Regions from separate parts of the Mus musculus genome. Here region 2 is linked to region 1. Evidence: chromatin loops called from intact Hi-C (ENCODE). Cell type or tissue: gastrocnemius. All regions are shown on one strand. Each heading gives the region's core, and the rest is flanking DNA. Links, peaks and the distances in the headings are about the cores only. Region 1 holds the start of Gm41545 (a long non-coding RNA gene). Region 2 overlaps Prss21 (protease, serine 21).

Region 1 (9,794 bases), core at 830-8,829:
AGATAGTCTTTACAACCACCCAGCCGCGCCAGCTAATGGTGGGGTATCACGTGGGTATTTATCAGTACTCTAGCTACCCTGATGATCCCAGCTTTGTGCTCAAGGGAGCTTGTGTCTCTTGGAGGGCAGGTGGCATAAAGAGTATCTTGTTTTTGTGGGGAAGTGAAAACAGTTCATGTGTGAAATATGGCCACTCAGGCTGAAGTGGTCTGTGTCAGGTACTTCCAAACTGAACCCATGAATAAATACAACATCTGCATGAGCTGTGTGTCCAAGTGCAATCCTTGAGTCTGAGAGGCTTCTGTGATCTGAAATGAAGGGTGGGTAGAAATGGATCCGGCAAGGGTTTGGGGCCTGCCTACAAAGACCCTAAGCTACAATCTCTGAGGTGTTAGCTCAGAGACCACCACTGTGCACTGTGCCCTGCACCAGGGCCAAACCCGGCACCTCTGCTGGCCCTGCAATGCTCCAGACTTCTCTGGTGATACAAGGGAGGCCATTAGTCATCTGCCAATAGCTTGTTCTTATCAGGCTTTTCATTGCACTAGGACATGAAAAAAAGGGGTCCCAGATGAGTTACAGAGATGGTTCAGTGGGTAAAATCTTTGTTTGCTGTTCAAGAATAAGAAGCTACCTTTGGGTCCCCAGAACCTGCAAGTCCATAACTGCAGCACAGGGAGAAGAAGCACATGGAGGGGTGGAGACAGACTTACCCTCACGGTTCTCTGGCCAGCTACTCAAGCCAAATCTGCAAGCTCTAGCTTCAGGAAAGAGATCTTGCTTTACAAAATAAGTATTAGAGACCCCCCCAAAGCCACTCAAGGTCAATCTCTGGCCTCCACATGTATGTATACATATATAAGTGTATGACTTCATTAACATGCATGCATGCACGCATGCACACATACAAACATATACAACACACATACACAACACAGACACACAGACACAAAAAGGGACCAGCAGTTCAGCAGATGGACTGTTTGCCAAGAGGGGTCAATGCAGAAGCTCGTGGTGACTGCTGAAGTGCCCGCGTCCCTGGGCATCTGTACAGGCAGATGAGTGACAGCATCTCCAGGGGGTGAGGCAGGTTGAGAGAGCTTCAGAGATTCTTCCCTGAGGCAATGGGATCTGAGCTTAGGTTTCAGAGAGGAGGGAGAAACAGCCAAGTAGATTCAAGGAGAAGGAAGCTTCAGGCCCAGGATCAAATATAACAAAGCAGAGGACAGGCCTCTCTCTATCTGCACCTCTCAGGTTCTCACAGTACCACTTGCAAAATGAAGGCTTGACTGGCTGTGGTGGCACATGCCTTGAATTTCAAGGTTCAGGAAGCAGAGGCAGGAGAATTTCTGTGAGTTCAAGGCCAACCTGCTCTTTAAAGCAAATTCCAGGACTACTACATAGAGAAATCGCCTCCCTCCCAATGAGGAAACTGAGGCACAGAGGACAAAGGTCACACAGAAGTAGCAGCATTGAGGTCCAGCTGGGAAGTGTGAACCCTGATCCCAAACTAAGGCAAAGATTTCACAAGTAGGTTGGAGAGCTCCCAGCATCTATGAAGCCTGGGTTCTATCCCTAATAGCACATAAAACCAGGGGTGACGGTTTGTGTCCATAATCCCACTCTGGAGGTGGAGCCAAGAAGAGCAGAACAGGAAGTTTCAGGACATCCTTTGCTACATACTCAGTTTAAGTATAGTCTGGGCTACATGATATCTGGCTCACACACACACACAACCACACACACACATACATACATATACCAGAAAAGAAAAAACAGTACTAATAAGCACTTCTGATCTGTCCATGACATTACAGAGTAGCACTAATTCCATTTATATTTGTAACATTGAGCATTGAGTCTAGGACAATGCTTTAGCTGCCACTGAGCTATATCTCGATCCTTAGGAAAAAAAACTTTATAATTAAAAAAATAATTTATTGCTATATATGGTATGCACACCTTCAATCTCAGCACTCCAGGCAGACAGGGTCAGGCAGTTCTCCGTGAGCTTGACACAACCAGTGAGATTCAAGTCAGCAAGGGTTAAACTTTTTGGAAAGTGTATGTCAGGAGCTATACAGAAGAAAACAGAAGTTACTGGGGTTGGTTGTGGCTCCCACAGGACCTTAGTGGTCCACCTTACTGGAGTTCCTTGTCCTGGCTTGCTAAAGAAGAAACATTTTCTGTACCCTTTACCTGTCCTCGATGCAGGCATCACCTCCCAGAATCTTCATCACCATCATCATCATCTCCTCTTCCTTCTCTTTCTTTCTCTTCTTCTATAAATTGATTTTACCCCGCCTTTTCAAAAATGATTTATTGATTAATATATTCTATGTATGAAGGCTCTGTCTTCATGTATACCAGAAGAGAGATTTAGATCCCATTACAAATGGTTGTGAGTCACCATATCGTTGCTGGGAATTGAACTTAGGACCTTAACTTATTACTCTTAACTTCTGATCCATGTCTACAGCAAACCCCACCCCCAGCCCCTTGCACATACACATACACCTCCCCCATGACCATCTTTAGCCTGGTCAAGTGTTATAGGCAGGCCTGGTCTGTAATCTTAGCCACTCCAGAGGTAGCAAGTTGTGAGGAGCTACCATCTTGCACAAGCTCTGAATTAAGCTCCAGTGTGGCTCAAGAGAATAAATATATAAATTAAAATGAAATAAATAGACCATCTTCTCAGGTAGCTTCTGCTTTGTGAGGGAAGATGGAGGCCAGGCCAGGAAGATGGGGAACAGGAGGTGCCTGGAAAAGGACCTGGAAACGCAAGGGAGGCAGTAACCCCTCACCCCTTTTCAAGTCTAGCTGTCCCCATCTTTGTAAGGCTGTTCCTGCCATCCTTGGTTGTATCTACACTAATCACCTTTCAAGCCCAGCACTGCTTTGAGGCTGTTGATGCTGACCTCAAAGTTCTCAGGACGTTGGAACTTCTGCCTAGTGAGCCTCTAGGGCCCAATGTGAGGGCAGTTAAAAAAGTTATAGGGAGTCTCAGGTGACAAGAATGATGCAGGCTCCCATAAATGCATAAACTTTATTCAACAAAGGGATTCAGAGCCTTGTCAGCCTTGCCCATATTAGCTCAGGGTCATCTTGTCCCCCTGACCCTGCCAAGTGAGCGCTGCTGGCCACAGGACAGGCTTTGCTCTAGTGTCTAGTCTGCTGCCTAGTTAGTCTTCACCTTCTAAGAAGCAGATCCCCAGTCTGTACCCAATGTCATTGACCATCATCACCTGCTGACCAGGGCCTGCAAGGACTGCAGGGGATGCTAACCAGAGCTCCCCGGAGCTTGCAGCCAGAGCGGGGCACCCAGGGCAGGTGTGGCCAGCAAGTGCCTGCTGCGCCCGTGCGTGGTGCAAGCCATTCTGCAGCAGGAAGAGCACAGGTGCTCAGTAGGGAGCACTGCAGTACCAGGAGCACCAATTTGCACTAAGTGAAGCCATGCCCTGCCCTGGTTCCTAGAGCAAGCCTTTGCCAGCCTGACCTGAGACTGTCTCCTTCCCTCTTCTTCCTTTTTAGGACACACTCCTCAGCCACTTCTTGAAGACATTTTTTTTTCTTTTAAATAAAAGCAGTTTTCTGTCACTAATGCTTGCCCTGAACAAGCTATGTAGCCAAGATAATTGATTGTGAACCTGGATTCTCCCCTCCACCTCTTAAGTGCTGATGTTACAGATATTCTTGACCATCTCACCTCTTTTGATGTGTGTGTGTGTGTGTGTGTGTAAGTGTACAATGTCGTGAATGTGGATGTCACAAAAATAGCTTTAGGGAGTTTTTTCTCTCTCTTTCCACTATGCAGTTCCCAGGGATCAAATCCTTTATTTTTGGCAGCAGATGCCTTCATGTCTTCACATGCTGAATTGTCTGTACCAGTTCATGATGATGATGATGATGATGACACCGATGAGGAGGGAGAAGAAGGAGGATGACAAGGAAGGACATCATGATGATAATGATGATAGTTTGCCTTACACAAGATTGGATCGAGGCAAGCACTCCATTGAACTAAATCACCATTCTCTCTCTTTCTCCCATTTTTTTCTCTCCAACTTGACTGATTCAATCCTCTTTCTCTCTCTCTCTCTCTCTCTCTCTCTCTCTCTCTCTCTCTCTCTCTCTCTCTCTCTCTCTCTCTCTCTCTCCTGAATTGCTCTGACTGACTTCAGAGTAACTCTAATAATCTGTTCTAATCTTCTAATCTTTAGGCTCCTTCTCATTCTCTGGCTCTTTCTGTCATCAGCTGCTTCTAGCTTGTTTTCTCTTCAAACTGTCTCTGTAAAACTCTCCCAGGAAACCTACCTTCTCCCTTTCTCTCTGCAGTGCTTTCTCAAGTAGCTTCCCTTTCCTCTCTCTTCTCATGAAAGTTAAGCATAGCCTATTCTGTCAAATCTTTCTCTGTTCATCACTTTGTCTGCCACTCAATTAGACATCACTTTCAAACATGGGTGCTTCCTGTTACAAACTAACTTTACCTTTATTGTTTAGGGTTAAAGGTGTGTGCAAAGGACTGAGCCACAACACAACTAGTTTTTGTCAGTAAGTAACAACCTCAGGGTTCACAGTGTGATCAAATATTCTGCAACAGAGAACCACTCTTCTAGAGGATTCGGGAGCCATACACAGGTGGCAAGACTTCTTGGCATCTCGGGGAAACATCTGATGTAAAATTGAAGATCACCAAAGGTGGGTCAAGGGGACATTGTGGAACCTTCTTTTCCCACAGGCTTGCTTATATGGCTTAAGAAGGCTCTAGGGCTGCTCTCATCACATGCATGTAACATGTAAAATGCATTGTGGTTCAGACCATGCACCTGTGTAACACTCCAACGTCACTGCTGTTCAGTATTCACCAGATAACACTGCGTAGACATGGGTTCAAGGCAATAGAAAGCCTTCATTAGCCGACCTGTGACTACACTACATCGGGTGTTCGAGATCCCAGTGTAGCCCTGAGCCTTTCTCAGGATGAGCTTTTAAGCATAGAAACCATGTTTTGGGTTGACACACTTCAGTTAATTAGCAGATTTGGACAAGAGCCATTTCAATTGGTTATATCTGAATAGAGCACACCATAATTTAATGGCAGTAGCAAAAATCATTATTTTTCAAGATAGGGTAAGAACGAAAATTTTAAGTAACTTTGACAGGTTGTGTAAGTAGAGAAAAACACATTTTGCATTAGCAGAGAAATATTTGGCCTTGTATTAGTAGAGAAACACTTGACTTAGAGTTGGTGTGGATCAGAATAAGAGAGCTGGCAGCAGTGGCATAAGGTCATGGTGACAGAAAGTGAGTTTGTCCAGGCGGGTTCAGGCCTGAGACAGGAACTGAACAAGCAAGCCAGGCAAGCCGTGGGAATGGATGGACTGTGGAGCTAGAGACAGGCGCATGCGCGAGCGCTTGGGCGGGAAGCGTGTGGAACGAATGCAGCAGCTTGCAGCCTGAAGAGAACAGATCACTAGGAGCCGCAATAATGGCGTGCACCCCCAGGGAGCGTGGGGCTACAGAGCTGCTGAGTGGCTGAGGCAGCGGCGGCCTCAGCGGCGGCGACAGTGTCAAGCGGTGGGGGTGGTTCTGTGGCGCTCACGGCTGGGACACAGGCAAGTAGGGCAGAGCTTCCTCCTAGTAACCAGAAGCCCTGGACCAGTGTCTCTGGCTGCGGGCCGGCGCTGCCCCGCCCCGCGGTGGGCAGGGCTAGAGCACTGGAAGTAGAAGTGTTCTGTGTCCCAGCAATGCGCACACTATTCTTGCGGCAGCAGCGGGGCTAGCTGCTCACTTCCTGAGTCCCGGGGGGAAGGGTTTGGGGGGGGGGGGCGGGAGACAGAGACAGAGAGAGTGAGAGACAGAGACAGACAGAGAGGCAGAGAGAGACACAGAGAGAGACAGATAGACAGAGACAGAGAGAGGCTTACTCACGGGCATTTGCGAGCGTGAACAAGCACAGGCAGATAGTCGAGCCTGTGGGAAAAATGGCTTCTCAGTGAACAAGAGTCCACAAGGGACAGGGCGAAAGCTGTTTTTCTTGTGCCTGTGGGCAGGCAGCCAAGTAGGAGCGGTGATGGGCTGAACGCAGGAGCCCGGTGCACAAGAGAGAGAGCACACGTGTAGGGGCAGCAGATGGCACACTCGTGGAAAAGCAAGTCTCACAGAGTCCCTGGAGGACACAGGGGCGGGATCAGACCCGACATACCAGTGGCTGCAGCGATGGGGCGGGCAGGAGTGAGCAAATGAGGGAGGGAGGAGTGGGAAGCATAGCTAGCTAGCAGTGAGCTTTTTGCTTACTGTGAATTAGACCAAGACATTCCAGAAAGTAGGGACAATGAGGCCAAGACAGACCATGGGTGAGAGAATAGTCATTAACTGCCTGGGCCAGTGTCCTGGGGGACATTATCAATAACCAGAGATTTCTAGCATCGGCCAGACCACCAGGTTATCACCTGATAGGCTGGGAGCTAAGCTCTGGACCAGTGCCCTTGAGCTACAGAATACAGTTTATCCAGGCTCGGTCTGGGATTCTCAGCAGTGAGAAAGAAACTGTCTCAAAAGGAAAAAGGAAAATCTCACCCAGGGGAAAACGTCCTAGAACAAAAGTCGGTGAGAAGACTGAACGTCTCCATTCTCAAGGGTAACACCGGTAGCTCCGAGCTCAAGGACTCTACCCTGGGACCATGGGGATGTTTACACTAACCAGTCGGGAAAGGCTTTACCAGTTCTCTGAAGTTTAGGCTAGTGAGCATTGAATCTCCATATGATAGTCTACTGCCCTCTTAACTCCCCTCCCCATGCCCTGAATAAACTCTATTCTATACTATACCATTGTGTGGCTGGTCCCTCAGGAGGAAGGGATGCCTTGGATTTGGGTCCGCTGAGACACCCCCTTCCCCCACACCTCACCACACCTCCATAGAACATATCCCCCCTCCCTTTATCTTTTTTATAAACACATCAGGCCACATTCCTCAAAGGTCTTAATTTACAACATGTTTTAAAGATTATTCAAACCTTAAAATTTAAGTAGTGTTTAAAAGTTAAGTAAAACTAGATGACTTGGTCTGTTTATTTGTTTTTTTTAATCTTAAATAATTTTTTAATGGTAAATGTAAGGTGGTTGTACTTGCTAATTTTACATGAACATGACACAGGCTAGAGTCATTTTTGAAGCCAGAACTTCAGTTGAGAAAAAGTCTCTAGATAATTAGCCTGTAGGCAAGCCCATGGTACATTTTCTTAACCATTGGTGTGCAAGGGCCCAGCTCTTTGTGGGAGGGGCTGTCCCTGAGCTGGTGGTCCTGGGTTCGATAAGAAAGTAGGCTGAGTAAGCCATGAAGAGGAAGCCAGTAGGCAACACCCTCTGAAAGGACTCAAGCAGGCAGGAGCATGGCAAACACAGCTCTGGCAGGCTTTCTCTTCTTCTCCCTTCTCTCTTCCTTGTTAAGAACCATTGGATAACATTTCTAAAGCTAGCTGCCAAAGTCTATTCCCTTATTTGCCCACTTCCCTCTCCTGAGGCCAACCACCCAGGTCCAGCTATCAAAGCATTGAAGTCCAGCAATCAAAGGCCCCCTTTGGCTCACCTAATTAACATGCCCAGTTAAAATTAAACACCTCATCCTAACACAAGGGGTTCTCTCTTGTTCCTTCCCCTTCTCCCTCATCCTGTCTCCTGTCTTTGCCTCTTATTCCCTGTCCTCTGTCCCTCTGGGGCAAATCTCCTTTGTTCTGAGAACTTGGTCTTGGGGTGTCCTGTGCTGACTCTGAACATGGTCTTGGGGTGTCCTGAGAACTTGGTCTTGGGGTGTCCCATGCTGACTCTGCTCCCCCCCCCCCATGGCCTCTGCTTTAATTCCTGCCTCGAGGTTACTCCCCTGAGTCCTTTGATACTGGACCATGAACTGAGCATTGTGGGACGGGATAAACCCTTTCCTTTCCAATCTGCTTTTGGTCACAGCAATAGAAACCCCAATTAAGAGTGGTTTTATGAGATGGACTGTTTAGACTTAGGGTTCAAAGAGGAATGCTAATAGGATAAAACTCAGGGTTACAAACATCCTGTCCCTGAGTAAACATAGCTTATTTGTTGTTTTAGACATTCTGTTTGAGAAGATTTTAGGAAAACATACATTGTCTCTATGGGCAGTTGTGATATTTATTCAAGTCTCTGGAGTCTCAGCAGGGAAAGTTGACTTTTGACGACCTGTGCAGATCCTGTCTGCTGGAATCTGAAAGAACAGGGCAGGCTGCTGTCTGATGCTGTAGACAGTCCTCAGTTTCAGCAAACTTTTATCCTTCCAATTTTGGTATATGTGCTGCACTTTTATATACGAGTGTAGCAAAGAAAGTAATGATTCAAGAACAGCTGTTTGAGTTTAGAAAAATGTGACCATTAAAAACATGTAAATAAATCTGAGTAAGCACATACTAAACGTTTACAGAGCAGAACTTCTCCAGAACGGAGCAATCTAAACACAATTGGGTGCCGCGTACTATAAATTATATCTGGGAAAGCACGAAAGCAAGGCAGAAGGCCATATCCAGATTCAGGGTGCACTGGCTGTTGGCATTTAGTCTAGGCTCTACCCCACAATTACTTGGCAACAGCCAGGTGTGCCTGACTCACTATAAAAGGGGATGCTCACGCCCTCCTCTCTCTCTCTTGTTCTTGTTCTATCATCTTGCCCCTTACCCCCTTTCGCTCCATATGCTCATGGCCAGCCTCTTCTCTCTCTCTCTCTCTCTCTCTCTCTCTCTCTCTCTCTCTCTCTCTCTCTCTGCCTTTCTCTGCCTCTACTCCCTCAGCTCCCCTCTCCATACTCTGAATAAACTCTATTCTATACTATACTGTCGTGTGTGACTGGCCCTCAGGGGGAAGGGATGCCTCAGCATGGGCCCGCAGAGGCACGCCCTTGCCCCACACCTGACTGCACATCCACCAGACATACTCACTCTCTCCTTTTCTTTTTATAAAACACAACACTGTCCAGATTGGGTTCTGTAGATATGTTCTGGCATCCAACAAGAATAAACGTGTCTTATAAATTGAATGTAATGTTTGTCACAGGAGGTACCAAATCACATGCAAGAACAATCCAGGGAATGAAATGTACCTGAGATAAAAGGCTAGGCTAGTCAAGCACTTGCTATGTAGCTCAGGCTGGCCTTGGACTTTAACCCTCAAGTTAGTTTTTAATTATTATCTTATGTGTTTGGGTGTTTTTTTATGCATGGAAGTCTGTGTGTCGCAAGTGCACCCGGTGTCGATGGCCTTGACTTGTGGGTATTCATACTCAGGGTATGAAGAGCTGAGGTGACAAATGTGTGCCCCCACATTTGGCTTTTTAACAACTTTAGTCAGCAAGGTTGTCCCGGAGGGAAGCTTCTGTGTTCCTGGAGTTTTTTAGGATAAAAGCCTGGTCTTGCACCCTTCCCCAGTATGCCGAACAGAGAAGTGATAGCAAGAACAGAAACGGGACATTTAGTCTCTGTCACTACACCGGCCAGACAGAGGTCCAGTGCTGACACCAGGACGTGTCCTACTCTTACCCCACAGTGTGTGAAACAATGGTTCTCAGGCCATTCTTTACCCCGAGAGACCCTGCTTAAGGGCAGATTAAGGTTTTTTAAAGAATTTCATGCCTGTATACAATGTATTTGGGGATTATCCATCCCTACTACCTCTCTCCAATTCCCAGGACCGTCAACCTGTCTCCCTCCCGATGACGTCATGTCCTTTATTTAAAAAATTATGCTCTCATCAATTACATCCCAATCTCAGCTTC
Region 2 (9,794 bases), core at 1,077-9,076, 50 kb before region 1:
TTAAAAAGTGTCAGTGGTGGTGGGTGGGAGGGGAAAAAAAAATCTCTGCTCCGGTCTGATCCTCCTCACAGGGCCCTGCGGTCACAGGACCATCCCTTCCCGTATAGTGGGTGGCGATGATGCTGAGCTTGGCCGCTGGCCGTGGCAAGGGAGCCTGCGTGTATGGGGCAACCACTTATGTGGCGCAACCTTGCTCAACCGCCGCTGGGTGCTTACAGCTGCCCACTGCTTCCAAAAGTGAGTCTGGAGTCAAGCCTGGGCAGCTGAGGGGTGGGAAGGTTAGTAACCTTGGCCCTGAGTTTGACACCTGGGTAAGCTTTTTAGTGCAGCCTCAGGAGTAGCTGAAATGGGTTAGATCTGTAAGATTTACATTACTGCCCCTGAAAGGGAATCCTCTTCCAGTTCTTCTAGAATGTTCTTTCAGGACATTCTCATTCCCTTTGAGTGCTTTGACTGCTCTTTTTTTCCTTCAAGTCCTTCCCAAATATCCCTACACTAGTCCCCACACTTGCTCAGCTCCTTTGGGGACTACAGCTCCTTTGGGGGCTCCCCTAGGCTGACTCACCTTCTGTCTTTAGGACTACTCCAACAGACACAGGACCACTGGGGTAGCCACTCTTCTGCTTCTTCACTCAGTGCCCGGGAGCAAGGGCTCTCTTGCCCAGCCTCTCTGGGTTCTGTGGCCCCTATAGGAGGCTTTTTGGCCCATAAGGACTGGGCAGTTATGCTAAGGATGAACGTGAGGTAGTCGTCGCCTCAGAGAGAGGCCCAGCTGAGCTCAGGTGGCTTGAACTGCTCTCTCCTTCTCTGTCAGGGATAACGATCCTTTTGACTGGACAGTCCAGTTTGGTGAGCTGACATCCAGGCCATCTCTCTGGAACCTACAGGCCTATTCCAACCGTTACCAAATAGAAGATATTTTCCTGAGCCCCAAGTACTCGGAGCAGTATCCCAATGACATAGCCCTGCTGAAGCTGTCATCTCCAGTCACCTACAATAACTTCATCCAGCCCATCTGCCTCCTGAACTCCACGTACAAGTTTGAGAACCGAACTGACTGCTGGGTGACCGGCTGGGGGGCTATTGGAGAAGATGAGAGTGAGGCTGGGTACAGACGGGTTGGGGAGAGGGGCACTACCCTAACCTTTCACATTAGCCCTCCCTCCCTGGGCTCTGAGGCCCCACGGAGCCCCCTCTCGCTCACTCAACGTTTTCTTGTTTATTTTCCTTACTTCTGCTTGCAAGAAGGACAGGAGCTAGTCCTTTCCTCCCAGACAGGAACTCAGAGGTGCCAGGGAGGCCTGAAGGGGTGGGGACCTCATAGGGCCTGTAGGATGGCTTCTACAACACAGCTTTTATGATCTACCCACTTTGGCAGGCACCAATCAATCATCAGTGAGAGACAGGAAACACACTCACTCTGCCTGCTCCACCCACCCAAAATTCCGACTGTGCACACTCCTTCTTGGTGCACCCCTGAAATCCCTTTGGAGGTCTAATCACGTGCCTGCCTGCAGCTCAGCAGGAACCCTTGCACAAAGCCCCCACCCCCACCCCAAGGAGCACTGAGAACGGTTTCCCTCTAGGTGCCCTAGCTCTTACATCCTGGAGTGACCCTGCTCAGTTCTCTCTGACCTGGTCCATCTCTGCAATGCCCCCTAACCAGCGTCGTAGTAATAGATTCGGCTCCTTCCCTGCAGGTCACGTGCTTGGCTTGCAGGCTTGGGGACCCTGGTGCATCAAGGCAACGGCATAATTTAAAAAAAAAAAAACTTCATTTTATTTTATTTTTTTTTATATATATGAGTGTTTTGCCTGCAGGTGCGTGTCTCAGATTCCCCTAGAGCTGGAGTTATAGGCATTAGTGAACTGCCATACGGGTGCTGGAAATTGAACTTGGGTCCTTTAGAGCTAGCTCCCTAGCCCAAGAGTGTAGGTTTAAGAAAGGGATTTGAAGTATTTGATTTGATTTGTATGTGTGCACGCATGTCTCAGTGATGTGCGTGTGTGTGCAGATGCCCACAGAGGACAGAAGAGGGTGTGGGATCCCTAGGAGCTGAAGTTAGAGGTGTTTGTGAACCTTTCAGTAATACCGGGATCCTAATTCGTCCTCATGATGGAGAAAGTGTTCTTAACTTCTGAACCATCTCTCCAGCCTCCTTTAGAGGGATTGCATCTATTTATTTTGTTTTAAGAACATTTATTTAAAAAGGCGGAAGGGACAGGCAGTGGTGGCACCTTTAATCCCAGCTCTCAGGTGGCAGAAGTGGGCCTATCTTTTTGAGTTCGAGACCAGCCTGGTTTACAGAGTGAGTTCCAGGAGAGCCAGAGCTACAGAGAGAAACCCTGTCTTGAAAAAAAAAACAAAACAACAGCAAAAAATTTATGTGTGTTTGTGGGCTTGTGTGTTTGTGGGCTTGTGTGTGTGTGTGTGTGTGTGTGTATGTATGTTTACCGCATGCATGCAATTCCTGCAGAGGCTGGTAGAGGGCGTTGGCTCCCTTGGAACTGGAGCTGCAGGTGGTTGTGAGCTCCCTGTGGGTACCGGGAACTGAACCCATGCTCTCTGAAAGGGCTGTAAGTGCTCTTCACTGCCGAGCTGTCTCTCCAGCCCTATGCTTTGTAGGTGATGGGGGTACAATCAATGGCCCATGTGGAAGAGTTGTCCTCTCCTTTTACCATGCGGGTCTTGAGGATCAAAATTAGACCTAATGGCAAGAACCATTACCCACTGAGGAAATTGAGAGCGCTATGGAAAGTGTCCAAGGCCCCAGAACTAGTATCGGAGGCAAGACCAGGTTCCATGGCTCAGACAACATAAGGGAGTTCCCCAAGGTCAGACAGTTGGAACTGGCAGGGAGAAGAGGATGCAGTGGTCAGTCTGCCTGTTTGGTAGGAGACCATTTCCTTCTCCTAGAAGGGTGAGCCCAGGACCCTTCCAGGCCTTCTTTGCTGCCCACGTTCCAGGTGCAGAATGGATGGGCATGGCAGTGGTGGTTGTCTCCTTGATTCCTGGCTTCATTCTTAATTTTGGTTCACACGAGACAGGTAGCACATCTCTGGTGTGAATATACTTCTGTTCACCCTGGAACTGGGGCAACGTTTTCTTTGCTGTGTGCTGACTGGGACACTTTGAACAAGACACTTGGCTGAACTGTGCCTCAGTTTCCTCTTCTGTGAAGTAGATAACAATCTTGCTGGCTTGGTAGAGCACTTCTGAGATCTGAGATCTCAGAGGACAGGAAACAGCCACTGTGGCTCCTGTCATCCTCTGCAGAGTTGACAATGCCTGAAGCCTTGACTTAGGGATCCAATGATGGGAGTCACACCAGGAGCTGACAGTTCCCTAGTGCATGCTAGTAATGGGGCTCTCCCCCAGAACTGTTCTTTAAATTAATATGTTCTGATACTGTTGTATTCTAGAGCTGCTTTAGGGCCCTTGGCTCAGGCCTAAGGACATCCCAGAAGGAAAGGGCACCATAGAGCTGATTTCTCTGGTCCCTGGATGTCTCGGCAGGACTTGGCTTGCTGCATCCACTCCAGCTCCTTCCCCTGTACATAACTTGGTTGCCAGCCCAGCAGTGACTTCATGTACATTCTATACACAGCCTCAGTGAATGGTATTGACAATGCCTCCATCCACTGAATCCTGTGATACTGTTGATTGCCTGTGATGTTAGCATGGGGCTGCAGCTGGGAGCTATTGACAGTGATGTCTCAGGCACATTAGGTGCCCCAGGACACCCCTGTTCCCACACCCTATGCCATTCCTCCCAGGAGAGGAGGATCCAGGGGTCTGTCTCTCTGTCTTCCATCCCCCACACAGGTCTGCCATCTCCCAACACTCTCCAGGAAGTGCAGGTAGCTATTATCAACAACAGCATGTGTAACCATATGTACAAAAAGCCAGACTTCCGCACGAACATCTGGGGAGACATGGTTTGCGCTGGCACTCCTGAAGGTGGCAAGGATGCCTGCTTTGTAAGTGTCACCTCATACCACCATGCTCTTCTGGGCCCAGTACCCTAGCTCCAACTTCCACCCAACGGAGTTTTCATATAGGGCCTCATTTCATCTCAGGATTTAGACAATGGCCCCACTTTGCAGATGAAGAAATTGAGGGCCTACTGCTGTCAGGGCTAGGAGTAGTATCCTCACCCAGTCTGTCAGCCCCATAGCACCTCCTTCTCCCCTAGCCCCTCTGCTGGTCCTACTTGTCATCTCCCAGGCTTACCTATGTTGCTTCTCAGGGTGACTCGGGAGGACCCTTGGCCTGCGACCAGGATACGGTGTGGTATCAGGTTGGAGTTGTGAGCTGGGGAATAGGCTGTGGTCGCCCCAATCGCCCTGGAGTCTATACCAACATCAGTCATCACTACAACTGGATCCAGTCAACCATGATCCGCAATGGGCTGCTCAGGCCTGACCCAGTCCCCCTGCTACTGTTTCTCACTCTGGCCTGGGCTTCCTCTTTGCTGAGGCCTGCCTGAGCCCACACGTGTACGTCACACCTGTGAGGTCAGGGTGTGTCTCTTTTGTATCTTGCTTGCTAATAAACCTGTTAATATTTTCCTATCTTTCCTTGAACTCTGATGGCCTCCTGTTGAGGCCCCTCCATTTCTCTCAATCCAAGACCTCTATCTAACAGTAACCTCTACAATCCTGACCCACCTACATTAGCCACGTTTTGGTTGCAAACAGTAGCATCCTCTCTGTTTAGTGCAATTACAAAAATCACTATTTGTGGTTGGGTGTGGTGGCACCTGCAACTCCAGAACATGGGAGACGGAGACAGGAGGATCGTGCATCTTCTGCAAGCACCAGTACCCAGGAGAGTGAGGGGTTGTGGTCCCTGCTCCTAACAGCACAGGCTGAGTTCTCTTAGTACATCAAATGGGCGCTCACAGCTACATGGTGGCTCACAACCATCTGTAATGGGATCTGATGCCCTCTTCTGTCATGCAGGCAAACATACAAATAGAACACTCATACATAATAAAATACATAATACATAAATAATTTTTTTAGATGGTGGCAGGGGCTGGGGAAATTGCTCAGTGAGTCTTTCCTGTTTTCTTTTTGAGACATGCTCTGAGGTTCTCTGGCCACCTCTCCTTCCTGGTCCTGGAATCACAGCACCCACAAACCTCATCTTTTGTTGATGAGGGACCAGTACATAGTGTGCCTGGCACTGCACCAACACAGGACGAACGCTCAGACTCCTCGGGACCCGGCCATGCCTCACAGCACCGATCAATCCCCATAGGGGCAAAGCCAAGGAGGTTCACCTTCTGTTCTGTATCGAAGTGTCTAAGATCAGAAGGAGATGGAAGGCAACAAGAGGGACATGAACTGAAGTCCCTAGGAAATTCTAGGAGGTTCCCTGACTAGGCAACCTCACTCTGACCCATCAACCATCCATGTGTAAGCCAGGGCCTGAGGTCATGGGAAAAGCCAAATTCCCTGCTGGGTGACCACATAGATTAGCCTCCTGCATGTCCATCGCTGACCACCAGGGGACAGCCATGGCCTTGCATATTTACATCTAATAGTTAATTTCTGGAAAAGTTGGTGAGGCCACAGGGGCTAAGTGGAAAAGAGGCAGATGGTGGCTCAAGGGAACATGTCAAAAACAAAAGGAAGATCACAGCTACCAAGTGATCCTTATGTGTACGGTCAGGAGCCAATGGCATGCTGCTGAGAGACTGGAAAGGGCAGCCTTCTAAGTAGAGAAGTTTACGGGAAGCAGAGAGCTGGGAGCCTAGGGGTGGGGTGGGGAGGGCAGGCCCCCACAATGGAGAAGATGGTGATCTGGACGGGGCAGATGTCTGAGGAACCCTCAGTGGATGGGATGTTGGTAGTGAGTCGGGCATGGGGATAGATACATTAACTAGAACAGGGCTTTGGAACTTTCTGCACTTTTGACCTTTTGACTATTTTTCCCTGAATGGGGTGGTGTTTTTGTCTGTTTGTTTTAAAGAGATCTATCTGTAAATTTTAATTATGTGTATGCATGTGTCTCCATGTGGAGCTATGTACGTACATTGGAGGACAATTGCGTGCAGAAGCCGGAAAGAGTGTTGGATCTCCAGGACCTGGAGTTACAGGCAGTTTTAAGGAACTGCCATCTGGTGGAAGTGCTGGGAATTGAACTTCCTTGGCTAGAAAAGCAATTATGCCCTAACCACTGGATTATCTTCCCAGGCCCTCAATGGGAAATGATTATGGGACTCTAGTATATGAGTATGTAAAATAGTTGTACAAATGCACTGATAATAGATAGCAAAGAACCATATTTTAAAACAGTTATTTGGTATATGCAAGTTTTACCATTTAAAACTATTTATTCACGTGTGTTTGTGTGTGTTCTTAGGGAGGTCAGGAGGAGGTCTCAGATCCTCTGCAGCTTGTGAGACACTGATGTGGGTTCTGGGGACAGAACTCTGACCCTCTGGAAGGGCAACAAGAATTCCAGCCCCCTTTCACCATTTAAAAATGATTTATTTGTTTATTATGTATTTTATTGTGCACAAGTGTTCTGTTTGCATATATGCCTGCATGACAGAAGAGGGCATCAGATCCCATTATAGAGTGTCATGAGCCCCCATGGTTGCTGAGATTTGAACTTGGGACCTCTGGAAGAGCAGCCAGTATTCTAAACCACTAAGCCATCTCACCAGCCCCCTTTCACCATTTTTAAAAGAGTGCAAATCTGTGTGCTAATTGAGATACTTATTTCTCTACAATCCAAAGATACAACTCCTGTATACCTAACATGCTGAAGAATGACATGGGAAAATATTTTGTTTCCTGTAATTAAACTATTACTTTTCCATAAGAGCAGAGCACATTGTGTGCACAGCAACAACCATTGCAGTTAAGAGCATACAATAGTCTTGAATCTGAGCCCAGGCACTTCAGGCAGCTTTTCTTGATGTTGTGTGGTACAACATGTGCAGGACTCAAAGCACATTGTGTGTTTAGAATGGAGACTACAGTGAGGTCCCAGGATACGGTGTGGACAAGGGCCGCCAGAGGTCCCAGGATGCAGTGTGGACAAGGGCTGCCAGAGACACTTCACCTTCCTTATGAGTTTCATTATTTAGTCATCACACTCTCAGAAATCTTTTACGTGTGACACCCCCACTCTCACATCCAGTTCCACCTAGCTAGGTGTTTGAATGTGCTAAGCATTGTCCCCCACTGTCCCTTTGTTCCCAGTTGATCTTGGGCGGCTTGGGAGCAGGGAGGTGAGTCTAAGGCCTTGTCCTGAGGATTGGAGACCCAGTTGGGGTGAAAACAGATTAGAAGAAAAATGTCAGAACCTAAAATCATGTTCCCGAGCATCTCCATCTTCCTAGCTGCTGGAGCAGCATCTTCAGAGCTCCTTTTGTCTTATCCTCAGCTGAGCTTCAACACCAAGCACCCAGACTCCCCCTCGCAAGGGTGCAGGTGGGCCTATCCCACCTCTTATAACCTAGCTCTGACCTACATGCGCTCCTCCATTTCATATTTTGAACTGAGGATAGCTTGTAGGAATCAGTTCTTTCCTCCTATCATGTGGGTCCTGGGGATAGAACTCAGGTTGGCAGGCTTGGTGGCAAGCACTATTACCCACTGAGCCATTTCACTGACCCACAAATGGAATTTTAATTATGTTAATGATGATGCAATACATGCGATTGGCACTTTAGTTTTCTAATACAGTGTTTTAAAGAGTTTTCTGGGTCAGAGTGTAACAAAAATGCTTATGACAGAGAGAGGCACCCAGTAGGGATTTTGGCGAAGGTTGCTGGGTTTTTCAGTGATATAGAAATAACTTGCCCTCCCAATCTTCTTAGTGTCTTTTCCTGGCAGCATTGACAGGAGTCTATGTACAAGGATAGCCTCTGTCCCTCACTGTACAGATATGCCATTTGACTTCTGGTCCTTTGCCTTCCCCTCCCATCAGTCTCGTATGGTTCCTGTGGTGCCAGGGATCAGCTGGGGATATGTGGAGGAGCCAGCTTCCTTCTTGGCCCCAGAAATCACACCCTGGCTAGAATTTCCCAAGACCAGAGCTATGAACCGAAGATCTGGCCTCCTAGTAAGGACAGAAGCTTGCTATAGTTGGCTGGCATGGGGTTGTGGATATGGCTCTGAGTGGGTTGCAGATGGAGACCCAGTTATCTAGTGTCTAGAGGAGTCTTTTCTAGCCCTATATCAGGAGAGGGAGGAGACCAGAGCCATGTGTTATAACCATCTCCTACCACACGGACTAAGCAGGCCAAGGCCCACCTCTGTTGAAGGAGAAGGCCCCATTGTTCCATCCCTGGCACAGTGCACCCTGGGTTGTGCCCAGGGCAGTTGATAAATGCCCAGTAAATCCCTCTTTGGGGGAGTCCTGATCCCGAGGGACAAAAGGCCTGTGTTGAGCATTCCTTAGTGTAGGCTCAGGGCCAGCTCTGTAACTGAGGGGTTACAGAGACTCTTTTGAGATTGGACTCCCCCATACCCCGTGTGCTGTGAGGACTATATCTGTCCAATGTGGGTGTAGCTAGGAGAGTGTGTATTTTCAAGTGTAGGTGTATGAATGTGTGATAGCCATTGCTACATACCATCACCATGAAAATGTTCCTTACCTGTGAAGCTGGGCATGTCCCACAATGCCCTCTGGCCAGGAATAAAGTCTATTCCTTCTACCTTACCCTTCACTCAAGGGGTACTTCCTTGAACCTCAGCCAGCCAGACCCTCCTTTTGGCATTTGAAGTGACAACAAGCCCACAAGAGTGCCCTTGGGCTGGGTTGGGACAGAACACAGCCCCCTTTGTGTCCCATTTCAGGCCCTGAGCTCCAAGAGCTGTCTGCCAAGAGCTTAGGCCCTTCCGCCTCCACGCCCCCACACCCCTCCAAGGATCCTCCTGGGGCATCAGGAGGGGATCTGTTACCCTGCCCCCAGCCAAGCCTCCACTGTGTCTGCAGGGTAGAGGTGGAAGGAGGGCTGGAAAGATGAGTGAAATGGGTGCTCCCCTCCACAGCATCCATCCATCAATGGAGCTTGACAGTCTACAAGCCTCCCAGGGAGACAGAGCAGATCCAAGTGCAGGTATTCGTGTCAGAGAGCCTCTTCCTAGCCCCCATTAAAGATAGCTATTGAAGAGAACTCCCTACACTCTATTTTGCCCTGCCAAGCAGGGATCAAGCTGTAATTGCTCCAGGTTAAGGAGTCCATACAGGGTCAGCAGATTGCGTGAGAGAGCAGATAACACCGCCATTTGCTTTGTGAGCCAGAAGCGGTGCAGACAGCCAACAAGTACTCTTCGACTCCTGACCTTGGGACAAGAAAGGCATACAGATTACAGAAATCTTTTTCTTTTTTTCTCTCATGTGTGGTAGTGCAGGCCTTTAATCCCAGCACTGGGGAGGCAGAGGCAGACAGATCTTTGGGAGTAGGAGGCTAGCCTGATATATATAGTGAGTTCTAGACCAGCCAGGGCTACATAGTGAGTCCCTGTATTCAAAAAGGGAAAGGTTTATTTTTAATTACATGTACACGTGCATGCATGTGCGCATGTCTGAGTGTGGGTGGGGTTTATATTCATGTGAGTATAGGTATCCTTGGAAGCCAGAAGAAGACATCTAATCTCCAGGAGCTAGAATTGTAAGTGGTATGAGCCACCTGATGTGGTTTCTGGGAAATGATTCTGGTCCTCTGTAAGAGTGGTTCATGCTCTCAATGGCTGAGGCACCAATCACTCCAATCCTGAAAACTAACATGAGTCACAAAACATCTTTCTGCTTTTAAATTTTTTGA

The links. Hi-C counts contacts between places; a loop is a spot of excess contacts. Peaks named below come from ENCODE experiments on the same cell type or tissue, not always from the same donor. Only the 100,000 strongest peaks of a DNase experiment are listed, where the experiment ranks them.
Region 2: it touches region 1 in a loop (2.0-fold over the local background); 10 of 42 quality-filtered maps call a loop at or near these places.

Annotation. Positions count from the first base shown.
Region 1 is chr17:23,919,180-23,928,973 of GRCm38, forward strand. Gm41545 (a long non-coding RNA gene) reads right to left here and starts at 6,177. Exons shown (of 3, transcript XR_876668.3): 1 at 5,935-6,177; 2 at 1,963-2,076. It overlaps Dcpp3 (demilune cell and parotid protein 3), which reads left to right. Exons shown (of 4, transcript NM_001077633.1): 4 at 1-262. The coding sequence ends at 203. It also overlaps a transcript of Sbp not described here. In gastrocnemius, for the core only: no CTCF peak of the experiment used is centred there; DNase peaks (open chromatin) are centred at 5,470, 5,644 and 6,122; H3K4me3 peaks cover 1,526 bases; H3K27ac peaks cover 1,842 bases.
Region 2 is chr17:23,868,545-23,878,338 of GRCm38, forward strand. Prss21 (protease, serine 21) reads left to right here. Exons shown (of 6, transcript NM_020487.4): 3 at 72-237; 4 at 815-1,098; 5 at 3,827-3,981; 6 at 4,251-4,569. The coding sequence ends at 4,490. Among named protein-coding and RNA genes, the nearest start is that of Prss21, 5.4 kb to the left of the region's middle. In gastrocnemius, for the core only: CTCF peaks have their summits at 5,514 (motif pointing right) and 6,137 (motif pointing left); DNase peaks (open chromatin) are centred at 5,508, 6,100 and 8,345; H3K27ac peaks cover 238 bases.